3 separate regions of the Mus musculus genome follow, and all the other regions are linked to region 3. The links are chromatin loops, found by intact Hi-C in ENCODE. Cell type or tissue: left cerebral cortex. All regions are shown on one strand. Links, peaks and the distances in the headings refer to the core of each region. The heading gives the core; the rest is flanking DNA.

Evidence for each region. Hi-C counts contacts between places; a loop is a spot of excess contacts. Peaks named below come from ENCODE experiments on the same cell type or tissue, not always from the same donor. Only the 100,000 strongest peaks of a DNase experiment are listed, where the experiment ranks them.
Region 1: it touches region 3 in a loop (2.4-fold over the local background); 13 of 42 quality-filtered maps call a loop at or near these places.
Region 2: a loop joins it to region 3, with 3 times the contacts of the local background. A loop is called at or near these places in 15 of 42 quality-filtered maps.

What each region holds. Positions count from the first base shown.
Region 1 is chr10:24,107,840-24,115,054 of GRCm38, forward strand. It overlaps Taar9 (trace amine-associated receptor 9), which reads right to left and starts at 1,695. Exons shown (of 1, transcript NM_001010831.1): 1 at 649-1,695. The coding sequence starts at 1,695. The coding sequence ends at 649. In left cerebral cortex, for the core only: a CTCF peak has its summit at 3,491 (motif pointing left); a DNase peak (open chromatin) is centred at 3,479.
Region 2 is chr10:24,127,922-24,135,136 of GRCm38, forward strand. It overlaps Gm40614 (predicted gene, 40614), which reads right to left and starts at 4,563. Exons shown (of 2, transcript NR_168522.1): 1 at 4,359-4,563. In left cerebral cortex, for the core only: a CTCF peak has its summit at 3,720 (motif pointing left); a DNase peak (open chromatin) is centred at 3,720.
Region 3 is chr10:23,974,931-23,982,145 of GRCm38, forward strand. No RefSeq gene overlaps it. Among named protein-coding and RNA genes, the nearest start is that of Taar6, 7.1 kb to the right of the region's middle. In left cerebral cortex, for the core only: a CTCF peak has its summit at 4,598 (motif pointing right); DNase peaks (open chromatin) are centred at 4,208 and 4,600.

The DNA of each region.
Region 1 (7,215 bases), core at 1,656-5,655, 130 kb after region 3:
AAAAACACACATTTGAATTAACACTTTAAAATGCAGTATAAGCACACGTGTTTCTTGTGAACTTATATCTGTGAAAAGAGGAAGGAGCAACCCCCAGGTTCCTGAAACGTGAGCCTTTGCATGCGTTTAGATGCTTTTCAGTCACTTAGGTGTTCTCAGTGCTAATGCACTGTAATGTCCCTTAACATTAAAAATGAATGTTTAAATAATTTGAAATTATATTTACTTCTCATGCAACATATGCCTTAAAGGAGGCTTTGTCTCCTGCATGCTAATTCCATGTTTGTGAGCGCTTCATTGTCTTTGTTATTGTCAATATCCGAACACTCATTATGAGGGAAAACCGACCACAGGGAGGGGCGAGGGGGGAATTAGAATCCTTCAAATGACTCAAAGAAACTAATAGAAATTTCAGAGCAAAGCAAAGACATTAAGGAGCACACCACTTTGGAAGAAATTAACAGATGGGTCCCCTGTGACTCAGCCCTAAAATGTACAGGCACTCTAAGAAGAAAATACTTCAGAGTAGCCTTTGAACCTAAGATCTCCTGCTGGGTGAATGATTATGGGACCTCGCTAGATTAGAGGGATTAGTTTTACCTCTGACCTTAAACCCTAGTCAGATTTCAAATCTCTGCTGTGACTGTTTTAACCTGCACCTGCCTCTTCAGAGAATAGATTAGTTGTTGATGAATCAGCCCTGAAGACTTTGCCACTCACAATAAGTTTTATTGCCTTACGAAACCAAGGATAAAAAAAGGCGTATATCAAGGGGTTCATAGCTGAATTGTAGTAAACACACCACACTAATATCTCATAGACGTACGCAGGAGTTATGAAGTTCATGTAAGCGTCAATAACCGCATCAATAATGTATGGCAGCCAGGACACGAGAAATGCAGCCATGGCGATCCCCAAGGTCTTGGCAGCCTTCCTCTCTCTTTTGGCTACTCTTTCCTTATAGCTCTCAGAGGAGGCCTGAGCTTGGTTGGCTGTACCCTCTATCTTCCTAGCCTGATACTTTGCCACCAAAAATATCCGACCATATAGAAACACCATGACCACAGTGGGCAGAAAGAACAAAAGGAAACAAAGTAAAACCCAATTTTGATTCAGTGGAGCCTGGCAGCCTCCCACACAGGTCAGAGCAACCACTAATTCCTCAATCCCTTCCTCATTGGCTCCCGTGTAAAAGATGGAAAAGCTGTATGTGACAGAAAAGAACCAAGAGAGAGCAATGCACAGTCCAGAAACCGATACAGTGAACTTGGTCGGATAGGTCAGTGGATCTGTAACTGCAATGTACCGGTCAATGGAGATGCAGCATAAATGAAACAGAGACGCAAAACAGAAGGAGGTGTCGAAACACGTGTGGAACTTACAGTAACTCTCCCCAAAGTACCAGCAGCTCTCCACAGAACGCACCGTGCTGAAGGGCATCACTGTCACCCCCACCAAGAAGTCAGCACAGGCCAGGGAGGCCACCAGGAAGTTCGTAGGCGTGTGCAGCTGTTTAAAGTGGAGGATGGCAATGATGACCAGTAAGTTCCCAAACACTGCCAGCAGGGCTCCCAAACCGAGGACCCCATAGAGGATGGCTCGAGGCCAGGGTGCGTAAGAGCTTTTAATGCAGGATCCGTTCACATTCTCATAGCAGAGCTCCATGGGCGGTTCTGGGGAGAAGTCGCTTGTCATTGCCTCCAGTCTTGGTAATTGTAAACTTCCCAGGTTTCCATTCTAGCAATCTAAAGCAAAAAACGGGGTTAACAACTGTCTTAGTCAGGGTGTCTATTCCTGCACAAACATCATGACCAAGAAGCAAGTTGGGGAGGAAAGGGTTTATTCGGCTTACACTTCCATACTGCTGTTCATCACCAAGGACGTCAGGACTGGAGCTCAAGCAGGTCAGGAAGCAGGAGCTGATGCAGAGGCCATGGAGAGATGCTCTTTACTGGCTTGCTTCCCCTGGCTTGCTCAGCCTGCTCTCTTATAGAACCCAAGACTACCAGCCCAGACATGGTCCCACCCTCAAGGAGCCTTTCCCCCTTGATCTTTAATTGAGAAAATGCCTTACAGTTGGATCTCATGGAGGCATTTCCTCGACTGAAGCTCTGTGATAACTCCAGCTGTGTCAAGTTGACACAAAACTAGCCAGTACAACAACTTAAAAATCTCCTGGGGAAACATAAAGAAAAACAAAAAAAAACAAGAACTCTATTTAAAGTAAAGGTAACCTTTTACTACGTGTTTTTTGTATACCCATTTTACTCTTTCCCAAAAGTGCTCTAAGGATGTTAAGAAACAAAAACCTGTTGCAAAAAGCCATTTAAAAGTCAAAAGTCTTACTAAGTAAATGTACATTGTCTAATGTTTATTTTATATTATATCTTTGCCCTATTATTACTATATTATAATTACTATCATCATAGAATTTACTTTATTAATTGTTAGAAAAGTTTTTTTCTGTGGATGTCATCTTACCTTTTGAAAATAGCAAACTGGATTGAACTGGTTTTGCCACCAATGGCTGAATTTTATTTACTTCTTTTTTGTCTCCCCAGAGCGGCCATCGGCTGCAATCAACAACTTAGTTTTGCTTTTTTTTTTTTTTTAAACTGGAAAAAAATAAATTACATGTCCTTCAAATTGTAAGCTCAAAATCCCCATAGTATAGAGTGTGAACGCTGGGACCAGCTTACTCTTAGTTGCCTTAAACACACACATGAGGAATGTACTTTAACTGTGACTTATATTTCTATTTTGTCTTTTTGTGTTGATGATTTGAGCAGCTGGAAGTATCCTGGAAAACTCTTACCGAATTGTTACTAGAATAACCATCATGAAAGTGTTTCTTAGGAAGAGAGCCTGTGTGAGCTGTCTAAAATCAGTAAGAAAAAAAAAAAAGAAAAGAAAAGAAAAAAAAGAAAAGAAAAACAAGCCATAGGTCTCCTTGCACTTCTAGGATGCTTAGTTTTAAACAGGCCAAGAGGAGTGTGAGCAGCTGGGGTGGGTGTGAGCAGTTGCCTGTACCCCTGCTGTGCCCTGTAAACACGTGTGAACAATGCCATCCAAGGCGCATGTTATTTCTGTGGGTGTTTGATTTTGTTTTTAGAAGACCATATAGTGTAAAGAGGCTTTCTAAAGTGTACCTGACAAGCAAGTGATTAGCTTCTACTTTGGGACTAAGAGACACCTTGTATTTGAATATCACTCATCTCCATCCTAGAGAGTAGCCTGCACTTACTGCCATTTATCCCATGGCATGCATGTGTTAGAAATGCAGGACTATATACAGATGGTGTGCATCTTTTGTTTTTACCACATCTCAGCAATGGGTTTCTCTGTCTGCACGTGTTTAAATGACACTTGTTCTATTACAAGCGTCACAGACTTTGATGACTTTGATTTTTATTGGAGCTCAGCTTGGTTTGTTGTCCAGGAATGAACTTTCCCATTTCAGACAGTGTCCCTGTCACACTTGGGCTCCCCCTGGTGGTAATTCTACATGTTTGTAGATCAGCATGACCAAAGTGACCAATAAAGTTGTACTAATGACATACTTTCTTCTTCTAGTCTCATTCTGCGAATAAAGTCCACACGTGTCTTGGTTTGCTCTCAGGGGAGCTAAAGCATTTCAGTCTAGGTGGTATCCTGCCCCAAATTTTAAATGTCTGTGTAATGAATTCTGAGTCCTCAGTCTTTGAATAACCGTCCCCCACTTCCCTATGTCCAAATAATGATGCTCTTGTGCAAGAGAGCATGCTTGCCTTTCCTATCCCTCTACCCTTGAGCTCAAGGATGACAGCTTTCAGTCTCGACAATCTCTTAATCCTTGCCCTTACCATAGAAGCAAGGGCTCCAGTAACACCTCCAAGATCCATATTGTTCTTTAATGGTGCTCTTTATTCATAGGAGAGATTAGAATTTTGTAAAGAAATGTTGGTCCCAGCAATGGGATAAGGAGCAGGGAAAGGAACAACTGAAGCCACGTTTGTGCAGAGGAGACAATGTCAAAGCATTTTATAAGGTCGCTGCTGACAGTGTGAATAGGCACCCAGTCTACAAATCTCAAATGCCAAAATAATAATGGAGAATAAATAATTACAAATAGTCAGAAAGAGGACTAAATGAGGCCATAGTAATTAAGGGTAGATCTGTATATAAAATAAGTGATGGAGGAGGAGAAAGAGGAAGAAGAGGAGGGAGAGAGAGGAGCAGGAGATGATTGACAGCTAGTCTAGCAAAATAAAGCTGGGGGGGGGCTTGGTAATAGATATGACATCTGTCTCTAAAAACAAATTTTTGAAATAGTTTAGTCAATACAACAGAAATATTTTCTCTAAATAGAAGTGATTTGCAGGAAGAGAACAGAATAGTCATACAATATCCCTGTGACAATATCTAATTAAAAAAATGGCCTTATTTCTTTTTGTAGTTCTCGGTGTATAGTCATGGCTGAAGTGCTCTAAATGCTAATCTAAAATTTTAATTTTAAAATTGAGCCACCTAGAAAGTACATTTTTAGCTGTCAAGAATGATGGAGAATATTTTCCATGCACAGTGCACACAACGGCACATTGTACCCACACACAGCCAACTTTTTTCTGCCATAGAACACAGCAATGAGTATGAACTGTGTGACAGTGTGGTGACATAGTTTCAGAAAACACCCCTTCTTGCTTGCAGAGACTGAACATTTTCCATGCTTTGTAAAGGAGTTAATAATATGTGTAACTTTAATTTTTCCAATGCTTATTTTTTTCTTTTTTCTTTTATTGGTTATCTTATTTAGTTACATTTCAAATGTTATTCCCCCTTCCCAGTGTCTCCTCCACAAACCCCCTATCTCATTGCCCAACCCAGCCAGCCCCTCCTGTCTCACCACCTTAGCATTTCCCTATGCTGGGGCATCAAGCCTCCACAGGACCAAGGGCCTCCCTGTCCATTGATGCCAGATAAGGCCATCCTCTGCTACATAAATGGAGGCTTAGAAAGGTAAAAGTGGAAACTCTGTGTTAGAATGAGGTGTTTGATTTTTAAAAACATCTTGTGGTGTTCTGAGTGAACTCCAAGGTTCCTTACACTATTGCTATATTACTGTTCTTAACTGAAGGTCATGTTCATATAAGCGTGTTTGTCTGTTTGGGGGGAAAGGGCCATGTCTATTCTACGTAATGGAAACTGTTTGGAGGTATGGCCATGCTATTGTCCATGGCTCTGTTCCATCACTCTGTCCAAGCTAATGCTGCTCTCCAGAGCTCCATATCATGCTTAGTCCACAGATGTCTTGCTGCATCATCGGTAAAGATGATTAGAAGGAACATAACAGCTGCTATGTGCAGCAAAAACAAAAAGGGATTTTTTTTTAAACCGTCATCGAAATAATTCATAATAGTTAAATGCCTCTTAAATATACATGATATCTTCTGAAGCTAAAAGTAATATGCACTCAACCAGTTTTTAAAACATATTTGGAACATTAAACATGATAAAAGTAGGAAAAAAATTCTTATAAAGTTCTCTATGAGAGGAAATTGTGACAAGTTCCTGAGGAACTTGTCATTAAGGAACTGTTCCATGTCCAAGGGAAAATACGCCTTGTAACTGTGGCTTTGTAGAATGAATTGGGTAGTGTTCCTTCTGTTTCTATTTTGTGAAATAGTTTGAAGAGTATTCTATTAGGTCCTCTTTGCAGGTCTGATAGAATTCTGCACTAAACCCATCTGGTCCTTGGTTTTTTTTTTTTTTTTTTTTTGGTTGGGTTAATGACTGCTTCTAATGACTGCTTCTTTAGGGGTTATGGGGCAGTTTAGATGATTTATCTGATCCTGATTTAACTTTGGCACCTGGTATCTGTCTAGAAAATTTTGTTTCTATGCCTATTATCCTTAGGTTTGGTCTTCTCATTGTGTCCTGGATTTTCTGGATGTTTTGTGTTAGGAGCTTTTTTCTTTTTGGGTTTTTTTTTTCCCCCTACTGTTGTGTCAATGTTTTCTATGGTATCTTCTTCTCCTGAGATTCTCTCTTCTATCTCTTGTAGTTTGTTGGTGATGCTTGCATCTGTGACTCCTGATCTCTTTCCTAGGTTTTCTAACTCCAGGGTTGTCTCCCTTTGTGATTTCTTTATTGTTTCTATTTCCATTTTTATATCCTGAATGGTTTTGTTCATTTCCTTGGCCTGTTTGATTGTGTTTTCCTGCGATTCTTTAAGGGATTTTTGTGTTTTCTCATTAATGGCTTCTAGCTGTTTACCTGTGTTCATCTCTAGTTCTTTAAAGGAGTTATTTATGTCCTTCTTAAAGCCCTCTATCATCATCATTACAAGTGATTTTAGATCCGAATCTTGCTTTTCCAGTGTGATGGTGTATCCATGACTTGCTATGGTGGAGAATTAGGTTCTGATGATGCCAAGTAACCTTGGTTTCTGTTGCTTATGTACTTATGCTTGCCTCCCTCCATCTGATTATCTCTAGTGTTACCTGCCCTCGCTGTATCTGACTGGATATCCTTCCTGTGGTCCTGGTTATGTCAGAACTCCTTGGAGTTCAGTTGTCTCTGATTCTGTGATCCTGAGAACCTAGGTGTGTCAGAGCTCCTGGGAGTCAAGCTGCCTCTGGGACCCTTAGATCCTGGTGGGACCAAGCTCCTGGGATCCTGGGATCCTGTGGTCCTGGGTGTGTTAGAGTGCCTGGGAGTGAAGATTATTCTGGGTGTTGTGGGACTGGCTGCAGAGTTCACACCCAAGGTCTGCTCAGGGTACCGGCCCAGGCATGAAGGAACCCAAGCCACTGGTCAGGCATAGTTCCTGGGTGCTCTGGTCCTGCTGGTCCCAGTTACTTCCGGTGTTGGGGCAGATGTTGTGTCCCTTCAATGTCTATTTTTAGTGATGGTTCTTACACACTTTAACCTCCCTTCTAGGCCACCACCCACCAGAGGTGGTGAAGCAAACACTTCACGGATATGCTAGTAGTCCAGTTTCATAGAGTCAGGACAGCAAACATGAATAAGCAGCAGTGACGTGACCTAGCAGAGACAGCCGGGCCTCAGCCTCAGCACAAGTCAGCAGGAGGGACCAGGAGGGATGCCAGGAGCAGTTCTCTGTTGTGTCTCTCTCAGTGAATGGATGATCAGTGAAGACTCAAGACCACGAAGCATTTCGTTATGCAAGTAAGCCAAACTCAATCTCTGTCACTGTCAGAGGAGTCCTTAGTATAC
Region 2 (7,215 bases), core at 1,245-5,244, 150 kb after region 3:
ACAGAAATTCTAAAAAAAAATACTTACAAATTAAATTCAGAAACACATTAAGATCACACAAAATACTTAAAACAATAAATGCAACAATATATATATATATATATATATATATATATATATATATATATATATATATATATATATATATATATAACTTGAGGACAGAAGCTACCTAACCGTTTCTTTTAGTGCCAAAAAGGCACTTGGCAAAATTTAATATCCCTTCATGATAAAAGTCCTGGAGATATTAGGAATGACTGGAGAATATCTCAAAATAATAAAACCAAAGCAACTGTGGTGGTTTGAATGAGAGTGGTCCCCACAGGCTCCTATATTTGAAAGCTTGGTCTCCAGCGAGTAGGGCTGTTTGAGCAGAACTGGGAGGTGTGGGTTTGTTGGAAGAGGTGTATCACTAGGTGTGTGCTCTAAGGTTTCGAAAGCTGACGTTAGGCACAGTCTCTCTATGTCCACAACTTATGAATCAAATGCCCCAGTTACTGCTCCAGCACTATGTCTGCATGCCACCATGTTCCCTGCCATGATGTTCATGAACTAACCCCCTAAACCTGTAAGCAAGCCCCCAGCTAAATACTTCCGTTTATAAGTTGTTTTGGTCATAGTGTCTCCTCACAGCAATAGGTTGATAACTAAGATGTCGACCTTATAGCAAACAAAGACAAGTGGATATTCTCTACGATCTGGAAAGAGGTAAGCATGCCTGCTCTCTTTCTTGTTCAATATAGGACCCGAAGCTTTAGCTATAGCAATCAGAAAGATATGAATAAATCAAAATAGGAAAGTAGGAAGCCAAACTATCCGTATTTGCAGATGCCATGATTCTACACTTAAAAGACTCTTTAGGATCTACTAGAAAATGTTTTGATTTGATGAACATTTAAAGTTGCGTAATCCAAACTCAAGGAAAACTGGAGGCCCCATATTTGAATTTCCATATTGAAACAAATAATGTGCTCTCAGAGAAAAAGAATTAAGAAAAATATCCCAGCCAGGCGTGGTGGAGCACACCTTTAGTCCCAGCACTCGGGAGGCAGAGGCAGGCAGATTTCTGAGTTCGAGGACAGCCTGGTCTACAAAGTGATTTCCAGGACAGCCAGGGCTACACAGAGAAACCCTGTCTCAAAAAACTAAAAAAAAAAAAAAAAAATTCCTTTATGGTGTTATAAAAAGTTACAAACACATGTAAACAAAAACTTCAAGGCAGTAGAAAAGGAGGTCAAACAAGATAGTAAAGAATATAGGAAGCTTCCACCCTCCTGGACTGGCGGAATTAATCATGTAAAAATTGCTGTAACCGTGTACAGCCTAAACTCATGTGACCATCGTTTATTTGAACTGGCTTAACGCTCATAATGCCCTCAGAATATAAATTGTCTGATACTCAGAATAAAGTTGGCTATTGCATGAGACTTTAGTCCACCTCAGTTTTTGGCTCCATTCTTCCAGGTTCAGGCCACCAACTAGAGCAATAAAAATATATAACCATGAATAACCCAAACAGTCATAAGATGCAAAATCATAGCTAGTGGTAGCATAATACCTGACCTCAAACTATACTCCAAAGCTATAGTGACAAAGACAACCTGGATCCAGCATAAAAATAGACAGGAAGGCTAATGGGACAGAATATAAGACCTGGAAATAAACAGACAAAGTATGGTCACTTAATTTTTGACAAAGGGGTAAAAAACATGCACTAGAAACAAAGCCCCTTCAATAAAGCATGCTTGCAAAATTAGATAGTCACCTGCAGAATAACGGAATTAGACTAATAACTCTCACTTTGTATGAATAAATCAATAAAAAAATGGACCAAAGTCCTTGTAGAAGTGGATGGGGAGGAAGAGGGAGGCGACAAGGGAGGGAAGGACAAGGAGCAGAGGAACGGGAAACTGCAGTCAGGATGTAAAATAAATAAATAAAATAATAAAACAATATTTTAAAATCTTGAAATGCTAAGACTATCAGATAAAAGCCTAAAAAATAGTCTCCAAGGTGCTGGGGAAGGCAAGAATTTTCTGCATAGCATAGGAACTAGCCTAAGTATCAATAGTGAGTCTACATGGAAGCAAGGCATTTCTGCACACACAGCAAAGGAAACAGTCAGCGTCATGCGCAGACAGCCCACGGGAAGGGAGAAAAATCTCTGTATGCTTCACACAGGGACCTCCAAAAGCTGAGGAAATTAAATACCAAGTGATAAGACTGCCGATCAGCAAACCGGCTAGAGTACAGAGCAGACATTTTTCAAAGAAAGACCAAATGGACAAAAGCCGTTTAACAAAATGTTCAACATCTCCAGTCCTTCTTGTCTTTGTTTTTTAAAACTACTTTGAGGTAGATACCACCTCACCCTAGTCAGAATGGCTACCATCAAGAAAACTGGCAATGGAGAAGATGTGGAGAAAGATCTTTATTCCCTGCTGTTGGTAGTTCAAATTAATGTGACCATCATGGATATCAGGGTGGCGGGTCTTCAGAAACTTAAGTCTAAAACTGCTATGGTGGTTTGAATGAGAGCGGCCCCCATAGACTCATAGATTTAAATGTTTGGCCTCCAGCACTATATGAAAGGATTAAGAGGTGTGGCCCAGTTGGAGGAGGTGTGTCACTGAGGGTGGGTTTTGAGGTTTAAAAAAAAAAACCAAGCCAGCACCGTGTCTGCATACGCACTGCCGTGTTCCCACCATCAGGACAATGGACTGAACCTCTGAAACTGTCACAAACCTCAGTTAAATGACCCCCCTTTGTAAGAGTTCCTGTGGCTGTGGATTCTCTTCACAGCAACACAACAATGACTACAACCCCTACCACATGACCCAGTGATTCCACTCCATATCCTACACAGAGACATTTTTGCACATCCGAGTAGAATTCTGTTCTGTGTACTATAGCAAGGAAACGTTAACAACTTAGATGCCTGTCAACAAATGGATGGATAAAGAAACCCTAGTACATATATAAAATGGAATATTATTCATCTATGAAGAAGAATGAGATCAGAATTTCCCAGGAAACTGAACTCAGAATGAATACTATTCCGGGGGTGGGGGGCGGGGGGGCGGTACACACAACTTCAGAAAGAGAAAACGTGCTTGCTTATTCTCTCTCACATGCAGATTCCAGCATATAGCATAGACATGTATTTATGGAAACATTTAAGTGTAAGCATAGCATAATATTTACAATGGAGACCCCAAAAGGGTCCTCTTAGGTGACAGGGCAGGACAGAAAGCAGGCAAAAGGACACAGAAGCTGTGAAAAGGGAACAAAAAACTACTTGGTTTTCTAATTTCAACTCTGGAGTGTTTGTTCTTGTTTTTATTTTTGTTTTATTTTTTATAATTGATAATTAATGTGTAAAACCCCAAGGGAAGACCCACGGCTTCAGAATGACCATTCTAACCATGCAGTGTCATATTTTTATTTGAGTTTGTTGCAGTATGATTTTCACTAAGAAAGAAAGAAAGAAAGAAGATGTTTTCTAAAAGACAATAAAACAAAACCATGTATCCAGGCACTATTGTTTCATTCCTGAGGGAACTCCTCTAATAACTTAGAAATAATGTACATAACGACAGTATGAACTAAGTTTGAGAACAATAGCTAAAAGTGGATTAGGACATGAGTCTTTTTTAAAGGCTGTTTCAAGCTTATTGCATACATAAGGACCTCTACTTCTGCTGTAATTTGCTGCCCCCTAGTGGTCAATTTGAACAACCGTAAACTGATCAAAAGGAACCGAAAGCAAGAGAAACCTGGGCTATTTCTTTCAAAGGTACGAAAACTTTGGCTCTAACAAGATGGACTCCAGGGTGAGAACAGACAAGATCTCAAGAAGAAGCCATATTGGGTCCTGAATTCCGGGAACAGCTCCCCCCCACCCCCACCCCCACCCCACCCCCAGTGTTACTCCTGTCTAGTTTTACGTCCCAATTCCTGATTGCCCATGGATTTGTGTGTTAAACTACAGTAATTGTAACCATACCTCTGGGCACCATTAAAAAAAAAAATCTTTAAAAGAAATTAGACCTCTCCTCCACCCTGATCCTGCAACAAAACACTTTGAAAATGTGCCAGAATAAATAACACTTAAAAATATTAGTGGACTCTAGAATCATGTCATTGAACTCGAAACGACTCTCCCTTCACCTGCTGTGACTAGCTGTCCTGAGCTAAAGCATCTGCAGGCCAGTCGCCAGCTAAAGTGTACCAGCCCACAGCTCCAAGGTCCTCTCTCTGCCAAAAAAAAATCATAATCATAATGTCTTCATAAAAATGAGCTAAGAGTTTGAAACTCTTCTCTTCATCAGAATCACATTAGTCTTCACTAAGGGTACCTGCTTCAGATCTCCTGGTGTTCTGCAGACATTTCCCTCTTGAATCTAAACTGGATCCTGAGTAAGCTTTTCTCAACAGCTTTTCCATGGGATCCTGACACGGTTTTAAAGGAGAAGTCTCAACAAGGACTTAGGAAAGTCAGGTAACATCCACTGAGACAAGCTTGCTAAGCACTTTAGAGGCCAGGCGTCCTTCCGCGCAGGTGCTAAGAATGCAGGGAGCAGCTGAATAAGTTCAGAGTCTACTTAGGGAGGGGCCAAGTAAACAATAGTTTCCTTCAGGCTAGAGAGCAGCAAGGGCACCCGGGAGCTGGAGAGACTGGCCTTGGGGAGAGCCTGGTTGAAGACATTGGGGGTTTTTTGTTTTGTTTTTGTCTTGATTTTGTTTTTGTTTTTTGAGTGCCTCCTATCAAAGAGGCTCCTGAGTAAACTGTAAGAAATGGCATTCCTCTTCCAATCTGTGTGACCCCGCACCTTTAAAAGGCTAAATGTGAACTTATATTTGCTTGGTTGTTTGGAGGATTTTCACTGTCGCTGGATGGTTAGTCACAGACTTTACCGAGTTTGTAACTGTTATCAGAGCTGACTCTGTAATGCTGCTCACAAACTTTTTGCTAGTCAACGTGGGACTATAAGAGTCCAAATGGAGAACTGTGTTTGGTAATGTGAGGGGGCTGTGAGAGCCACAAATGGAAACAGAGTATTTAAAAGGGAAAAGTGATGGAAAGACAAAGAAAGGGCCGCAAGGAACAAGAGAAAGTATGTTTCTAAATGGCTACCTCCTTGTTTGGGTATTCTGCTGCTGCCGCCAGATATTTGTTCTCTCTCTCTCTCTCTCTCTCTCTCTCTCTCTCTCTCTCTCTCTCTCTCTCTCTCTCTCTCTCTCTCTCCCTCCCTCCCTCCCTCCCTCCCTCCCTCCCTCCCTCCCTCCCTCCCTCCTTCCCCTCCCCTCTCTCTCATCTCCTCACTTCTCACTTCTTTCTTCCTCCTCTCCCTCCCCACTCCCTCCTGCAGTATCTGTCACTTCCCCATTCTCTTTCTGAGTCTGTCCACTTCCTGTGGTCCTTCCGGAAGCAACACTCACACCCACACGCAGTGCCATACCTTGCCTATCACTCTAGAAAGCAGGAAGTTTTAAGAAAAACTGGAGCCAACTGGTCATGAGCAGAAATATCCAAGTGCAGTTTCAATTGGCTATCTCCTAACCTTTAAATTGAGGGTTAGCTTACTATCACAGGCAGTCCTCCATGTTAAAAAAAATATTTAAGACTTAAATAATAAACTCAAGGGGGACCTGGGAAAGCTCTTTTTGTTAAGAGGACCCAAACTGGGTTTCCATGACCACCCTAGTAGCTCCCGTTCCAGAAGATCTGATGTCTGCTTCTGGCCTTAGCAGTCTCTGCACACATTTAGCATACAGACATACATGCAGAAAAGAGCACACTATACATAAACAAAAATAGATAACATTGGAAAAACATTAATGAACATAGAATAATTTCACTGCACCTCATTCAATTTCTGTGACCAGAGAGTGATTCTCTCAGGACCACGTCATCCTGAGCCATTTCCAGGACACCATTCTCTCAGAGTCTACATGGTTCATTTGCTTTCAAATAAACAGACTTGTTCTTCCTCATGTATCTCACTTAAAGGGAAAAAAATTCAGAAGCAAATAGAAAAAAAAATTAACCATAAGGATGTTTATAAGTATATTCTTCCAGATTTTGACTCCCTGCCTGAGTGTGTGTATGTGTGTGTGTGTGTGTGTGTGTGTCTGTGTGTCTGTATGTCCATGCTTTATAAAATAAAATCATAACACACTGATAATATTAGTTATTTTCTTGAATTTATACTGGTGATCATCACAGAGAACCTTTGAAATATCTTTGTCTCTATTTCCTGGGTGAGGAAACAGGAGTTTGAGAGATTAAGTATATTAGCCAAGCCTCCTTTTTGTGAATTCCAGAGCTGTTTGAACGGGCCCTCTGGCTCAGTGAGCACTCTGTTATCTACAGTCTTGTGTGTTTATCTGTGCCCCTGGCTAGGTGTCTTAAATATGTAAAAAACGCCCTTTAAAATCCCCTTGGGCAGGCTTCTACACTCTTCACAAATGTCCTGAGGTTTATTTTGTTTTACTTTTTAACTTTTATTTGTTTGGGGGAGGGGGGCATCTGCACCTTGACGTTTGTGTGGCGGTCAGAGGACAATGTTATGGACAAAGTTCTCTCCTATGGTGTGAGTGCTGGAAGTCAAAGTTAAAGAGCCAGACGTGGTGGAAGGAGTTCCTTACTACCAAGCCATCCCTCAGGTCCTGTTGGGTTTTTAAAGTATGTGACACGTCCTTTCAGCGTGCTTTTCCAACTGGGGCTGGGCAGAGGACTTGGTTGACTACGGCTATAGCTTCCATACACTTGCAGAAAGGCTACACTTACCACAGGGCTACAGTACTGTACACAGCTGGTCCCCAGTACCCAGACCTGTCAATACAAATCGCATGCTTTATCATGTGGCTGTTTTTGGGCTATTTCACCTGGGCCCCCTGGCCCCTCAAAACAGTAGTGTTTAGGAACCTCTGTCCTGTTCTATTCTGTGTTCTAGAAAAGACAGCCCCTACACGGCTGAGACAATGTTCTCCATCTTTTCCTGTATTACACTTGGTACAAAGAAAGTGCCTCACCCTGACCCCCAACCCCTGCGCACACCATTTATAGTTAGCTCAACTTCAACTTCAGCTCTCCACTGACCAACAAGAACAAAACTTGTATTAATGAACCTCAGTGGGGACTTTGTTCTCCAAGTCCTAAATTTCAGTCTAGTGGCCTGTGCCAGCTAACAGAGCTTTCTGAGAACAAGA
Region 3 (7,215 bases), core at 2,098-6,097:
GAGAAAGCAGGAGGCTTGGATTCTCATACATTATAGAGCCACAAGCAGATGGATGATATCATAAAAAGTTCACATTGCCAGTGACCCAGATAGGAAAGAGAGCCTGAATTATGGAGGGAGCAGAGCTGTTGGGTAGCTGGGTGAGGCACCTGCTCTCGGGGACTCAAGGACCGCTCCTTCACCATCTTTGCTATGAGTCCAGGCTGCAAGAGGCAAATGTCTTTGCGCTGTTGGAACAGTAGAATCCTGTGCTCAAAGGCATGCTCCTTCGAGCTCAGCACGATGTGATGCTTTGCTGAGTGGATACTCTCTAATCTCTCTGTGCTCCTGCTAAGTAGGAATCAACTACACTGAAAGCAAGTGCCTTGACTTCAGAGTACACAGTAAAGACTGTGGACCCTACTTCAGAATACAGTTTCTAAATTGACAATATAATGTAAAAGACAGAAACCCAGAGGAAAACAATAACATTGAAGTACATCTTTAAAATATCTTGGAAATAGCCACCTCTGTCACATAACTGTGCGGAAACTTCCAATTAAGCTTTGCCAGCAGGTGTCACTAAATTATTAAGGTTCAAAGTAGCAACGGCTTAGTGAAATTGCTATGCATCCGCAAACAGCTATACCGAGATGGAAGAATACTGATTTTTCTTTGTAACGCATACCAAACTAAGTGCTAAGATCACAGCGGGCTCTTCTCATATAAAAAATGGAACAGATAAAACTTCAGGGATGGTTCACTGGTAGAAAGGTGGACTACTCTTCACCATATAAGACACCCATTCAAAGACGAATTCCAGGCTCTCTTCCTAATACAGTAGCTTTGAGTTCAGATGTGAACAGAGGGCAACCAGTCAGATATCACCACTAACACCTCAACCAGTGGTACCCAAGATGAGCTTTTCTTCATCAAGAGCATCCCAGTGAAGAAGAGGTCAAAAATACAACCATGATGGCAATGGTGTGTGTGTGTGTGTATGCATGTGTGTGTGTGTGTGTTTTCTTACATTGTGTGTGTCTGTGCTTGTTTACATTGTGTGTTTATGTGCTTGCTTACATTATGTGTGTGTGTGCTTGCTTACATAGTATGTATGTATTTGTGTGTGTGTGCTTATTTACATTATCTGTGTGCTTGCTTACATTGCTTGTATACATGTGTGTGCATGTGTTTGCTTACATTATGTGTGTGTACATGTGTGTGTATTTGCTTCTTTATATTGTGTGTGTGCATGTGCATATGTATGTGTTTGCTTACATTGTGTGTGTGTGTGTGTTATGCTCATGTGTTCCACAAAACATCAATATAGTCTAGGGCTAGGTGCTGAAGAGTTGGCCCAATGGTTAAGAATACCTGTTGCTCTTGCAGAAGACCCAAGTACAATTCCTGACACCCACATTAGGCAGCTGCTTATTAACTCCACCTCCAAGGGATCTATCCAGTGGCCTCCTTGGACACCTCCTTGGGCACATATACACATGTGCACGCACACATATACATGACATATGCATGACATTTAAATAAAATAGTAATAAAATAAAATTTCAAAATATAGTCTAAAAATTTGAGGTGAATTGTACTTATTTTGTATGACCCTACCCAGTAGTTCATTCTCTATACATATCTCAATTTGCTCATATTGCTTCCTTCAGCTAAGCTAAACCCATTAAATAACTCAGCCAGCTGATGGTATGGGTGAGTAAGTGATATATATATATGTATATATATATATATCCTGATATAAATAGGTGTATGCACATGTGTGTGTGTGTGTGTGTGTGTGTGTGTGCTCATACTCATGAGAGAAGCTTCAAACAACTTGAGAAGGGACTCATCACCTCAATATCAGTCCTGAACCCCAGTGATGTGCCACCCCTTACCCCCACCCCTGTGAGTCTCCCTCTCCACTCCCCAGCCTCTATCTTATTCTCCCTCCCATGGTTCTCTCACCGTCCCCACTCTGAGCAATAGTCTCAGTTTCGCTTATGCTGGGTTTGGTTGTATGACTTGTCTTGATCAAAGCCTTATGGGGCATAGGATTTGCCATCCTCAAACAGGAAGTTAATGAAGAATGTCATAGACTGGTACATGGCTGAGCTCACTTCTTTCATGTCTGTCTTCCACCATCAAAACAGGTGGTCCCAGCAGAAGTACCTTTTCCAACCAGGGTCTCAGAGAAAGAAGACGCAGGAGGGAAGAGTGATACCACATTCCTGCAACACTTGCATGACACAAACTGAAAACAGAAGAGAAGAGATTAGCCCAGGCATTATCAAGGAAGACGCTTTCCACGAAGGCCAGGTATTCACCAGACAGCACAGATGCATGGGAGGTTTAGTCTGTGTCTTAGTCAGGGTTTCTATTCCTGCACAAACATCATGACCAAGAAGCAAGTTGGGGAAGAAAGGGTTTATTCAGCTTACACTTCCATACTGCTGTTCATCACCAAGGATGTTAGGACTGGAACTCAAGCAGGTCAGGAAGCAGGAGCTGATGCAGAGGTCATGGAGGGATGTTCTTTACTGGCTTGCTTCCCCTGGCTTGCTCAGCCTGCTTATTATAGAACTCAAGACTACCAGCCCAGAGATGGTCCCACCCACAAGGGGCCTTTCCCCCTTGATCACTAATTGAGAAAATGCCTTACAGTTGGATCTCATGGAGGCATTTCCTCAACTGAAGCTCCTTTCTCTGTGATAACTCCAACTATGTCAAGTTGACACAAAACTAGCCAGTAGAGTCTGCTTGGACAGGCTAGACTCAGGAGTGTCTAGAAGTGTCAGGAATGGCAGGTCGTGAGCTGTACAGATTTCTTCTAGTCTTTGCATTTAATTCTTTATATAAGCTTGCAATGTCCACACCATGGGATGTGTCTTAATATAGAATGAAGTTTATTTAGGGCATTGGAAAGGCAGTTGAGAAGGGAATAGAGGCAAAGAAAAAGAGAGAGAGGGGGGGAACAGAGAAAGAAAGAGAGAGAAGAGAAAGTAGAGAAGAAACTACCCAGGAACAACATGCGGAGAGGGAGGAGGAGAGGGAAGGAGAGAGAGGGAGGAAAGGGGTCAGAGAGGGAGAAAATGGTTAGAGAGGGGCAAACAGTCCTCTTTATAGCAAACCAAGACTACCTGGCTGTTGCTAGGTAACTATTGGGTGGAGCCTAGAAGGAATGCTAACTTGCTGTGTTGCCTGTTTCCTACTTTGAACACAAAAGGGAAGATGAAAACAAAGCTGGAATTGAATTTCAAAGGTCGTCAATGGAAAGAATCCCCACAATTGATTCACCTACCGGGTGATCTCAGGCAAACCCATCTGCCACTGTCCGGTTCTCTGTACTACCTCAAGCTGCTTCTGGCTAGTGAATTCCTTGCCTTCCGGGGACCTGTCCTCAGTCAGTCAGCACCCCTTCCTCTGGCAAGCTTGGGTTCAGTGTTACTTCTCTTACAGTTTTTGTTTGTTAAAGTTTAACCTTGATAAACAGGGCTGAACATTTCAGTCCCTAAGTAGACTTGAAATTTTTTTCTGTAATTTGAATCATCATCAACACGATCTTCCCACAGCTGGCCAAACCAGAGATTCTACTACGGGCACACCACACAGCAAGGTCCCAGGACTTAGAATCTGCAGTTCTGTTGTTCCTAAGGGTTAGTCAGCATGGTTTCCATCCTTGCAGGCTGCTCTGGGGGAATCACAGGGTGAGTCAGGAGTTGGGTCTGATAGACCTGGGTCCAAATCCCACTTGTCCCTAAGGTCTAGGTCATGTGTCTTTTCCTGTTTAGACCCTCAGGGCCTTCTTTTTGGAGTACAAGAATAGTAACATCTTAGAGATTTCACTGAAAATGACTCACTGGCCACAGCATGACACAGTTCACTGTAATGGAGGCAAACACATGGATGGTTCAAATCTCAGCATTTTTCTTTTTTTAGACAAGTAAGTCTTTTGAAATAACATTCTGTGATTTTTATTGATTTACGATATTTTGTATGTATATAGAGAGGGAGGGAAGGAGAGAAGAGGATGCAATAGGTCGATTTACATGATGGATTTAAGTAATTCAACAATAAATATCTGCATCCCTGTGAGGCTGAGAACCCAGTAGTTGCTCAACAAAGCAGCATGCCCCACTCAGCAATTCCAGCGTGGCACTGAAGGCTTGGGGCTCCACGGAGAGTCCACATTAAGGAGGACGGAGCAGCGGGGGTCTGACGTCATTAGGGAGTTGCAGAAGCATCTTTAGACACACTCAATTTGGATGGAGAAGCAGAGCTGCTCCTCCAGCTCCTTCATATCTGAGTTACCCCTTGGAAGGTGCTACACACTCTAAGGCTAGATTTCGCTCCCTCCGTTACACTGTATTTCAACAACACTTATAGAAATGACTGCTAATGTGTTTATGTCAGTTTCTGTCATACTCAAAATCCTGATACTGTAACCTGCCATTCATTAAATAGAGCAAAGCCGGGAGATGTGGCTGTGCGCGATGCCACTTGCTCCTCTCCCCTCCCCTCTCCTCCTCTCCCCTCCCCTCCCTTCCCCTCCCCTCCTCTCCTATCTCTCTCCGGCCACTAGGTGGAGCAGTCTGCTTGGCTTCTGGCTGAGAGATACCAGGGAAGCGGGAAGGAATGAGCAGTGGAATCCAAGCTCGCCTCAGTTGGTCATGTGAGGGTATCTGCCAGGAGAGCGCGCTCCAGCATTGCAAGGCTTCACAGGAGCCAGAACTAGGCCTTTCCAAGCTAGGCTGTGGAAGTAATTGTTTCTTGCTTCAGCTATGTCTAACCTATGCCTGATTGGTATCATTGCTTCCTAGACCTGTACTTGGCCTTAGGACTTTTGGAAGACTCCAGAACAGCACGTTGGATATTGTGAATAAATTATGTGTGTTTTGTGGGGGCAGTGAATATATATGTTTAATGTGAGAATACCTAAAAATGATTTTAAAAACCATTAGCATGATAGACTCACATGTTCTCTTACGTGTAGAATTTATTAATTGTACTCCTTTGTAGTATTTCTTCTTGTTTGTCTTACATTTCTTCCTGCTGTTATTTATTGCTTAATTTTTCATTGTTAAATATTGGTTATATATCATAATAGTTCCATAATGACATTTCATTCAAATATATGACCTACTTCAACCATATTCCTCTCCCAAATATATGACCTACTTCAACCATATTCCTCTCCTCTCCTTCCCTTTATCTTCTTCCCACTAATACCCTAATCTCATTTCTATTTTTATGCCATATATGTAGACATGTGTACATTATTTATGTTTGTCTATGTGGTTTTCTATATCTATGTAAAATCTAGGATCTAGAAATGAGAGGAAATATATTTGTCCTTCTGAGCTTGAGCTTTTTCACTTAACATAATGACCTTTGGTTGAATCAATGTTTTGGCAGGTGCTCCAACGAAATTCTTCTTTTCAATTGAATAAAACTCAAAAAAAAAAAAAAAAAAAAAACCTCTATTGGGCATTGTCTTAGGTGCTTTGAACAGACACCATGACCAAGGCAAGTCTTATAAAGGACAACATTTAATTGGGGCTGGCTTACAGGTTCAGAGGTTCAGTCCTGTCTTTTATCATCAAGGTGGAAACATGGCAGCATCCAGGCAGACATGGTACAGGAGGAGTTCAGAGTTCTACAACCTCATCTGAAGGCCACTAGGAGAAGACTGGCTTCCAGACAACTAGGATGAGGGTCTTAAGCCTGCACCCACAGTGACACACTTATTCCAACAAGATCACATCTCCTAATAGTACATTCCCTAGGCCAAGCATATACAAACCATCATATTCCACTCCCTGGCCCCCATAGGTTTGTCCAAACTTATGAATCTATGAAGGCCATTCCTAAACATAGCATAATGCAAAAATACATTTAGTTCAACTTCAAAAGTCCCCATAGTCTATAGCAGTCTCAACAATGTTAAAAGCCCCAAGTTCAAAGTTTCTTCTGAGTTCCATCCAATCACTTAACTGTAATCTGCAAGACAGAAAACCAGCTGGGCAAACTCTAAACTCTGCATCTCCATGTCTGATGTCAAAGCAGTCTTCAGATCTGCAACTCCTTTTTTATCTTTGTTGCCTATAACAAATTTCATTCTCCTGAGCTGGTTCCACTCCCTGCTAACAGCTTTCCTCAGCAGACAGCCTATGGCTCTAGCATCTTGAATATCTTGGGGTTTCCAAGGCAACTTCAATGTTACAGGCTCATGTTTTAATATCTGTTCACAGATGATCTTCTGGGCTTTTCCAAAAGGCTGGCATCATTTCTCCAGCTCTGCCCTCTGTAGCACTTTAAGCTCAGGTTGATCCACTCCGTTGTGGCTGCTGGTTTTTTTGGTGATCATCCCATGGTACTGGCATCTGCAATACACTGAGGTCTTCTGCTGCAACTAGACTTCACCAATAGCCTCTCATAGGTTCTCTTCATGGTGCCAAGCCTCAAATCCTTTGCATGACCCCTTCAGTCCTAGGTCATAAACTACACCTGAGGCTGCACCTTCACCAATGGCCTTCCGTGGCTTCTCACATTGCTGAGCCTCAGCTCCTCTTCGTGACCCCTTCATGCTTCAAAACCAGTACCACCTGGGTGACTCTTACACATTACCAAGTCCAGCTGCAGCACGAGGTACAGCGTTGGCTGTCTCTGGAACACAGCTTCTTTGTGCTCTCAGAAAACACTTCCCAGACCATTTCACCTTAGTGATGCTGGTCTCTTCTTAATCACCACTAATTTCTTAGCTCCATCTAAGCAGCATCAATTGTCCCAGTAGTCTCCTTCTCCTCTGAACTATAAAGCCAGAGACACATGGTTGAAGCTGCTGAGTTCTGCTGCTTGTAGGAGCTGGAACGTGGCCCCTTGTTCTATTTACTACATTATCACCAGCTTTCTGTTTTCCATCTACTTTACTGCCTAAGCTTAGCTGTCCTGGAACTTGCTCTGTAGACTGACTTTAAACTCAGAATTTCTGCATGCCTGTCTTCTAAGCACTGGGATTAAGGGTGTGGTCCATCAAGCCTGGATTTAAGTTGTTCTTCACCTAGAACTTGCTCTGTCTCAGGCTAGCCTTGAATTTAGAGAGATCTGCTTGTCTTTGCCTCCTGGGATTAAAGGCTTGTACTACCATGCGTGGACCTAAATTTAGCTGGGTTGGATCTTGGCCCAAGGTCACTACTCCCTTAACTCGATATCCTCGAACACAGGATTCAGCTC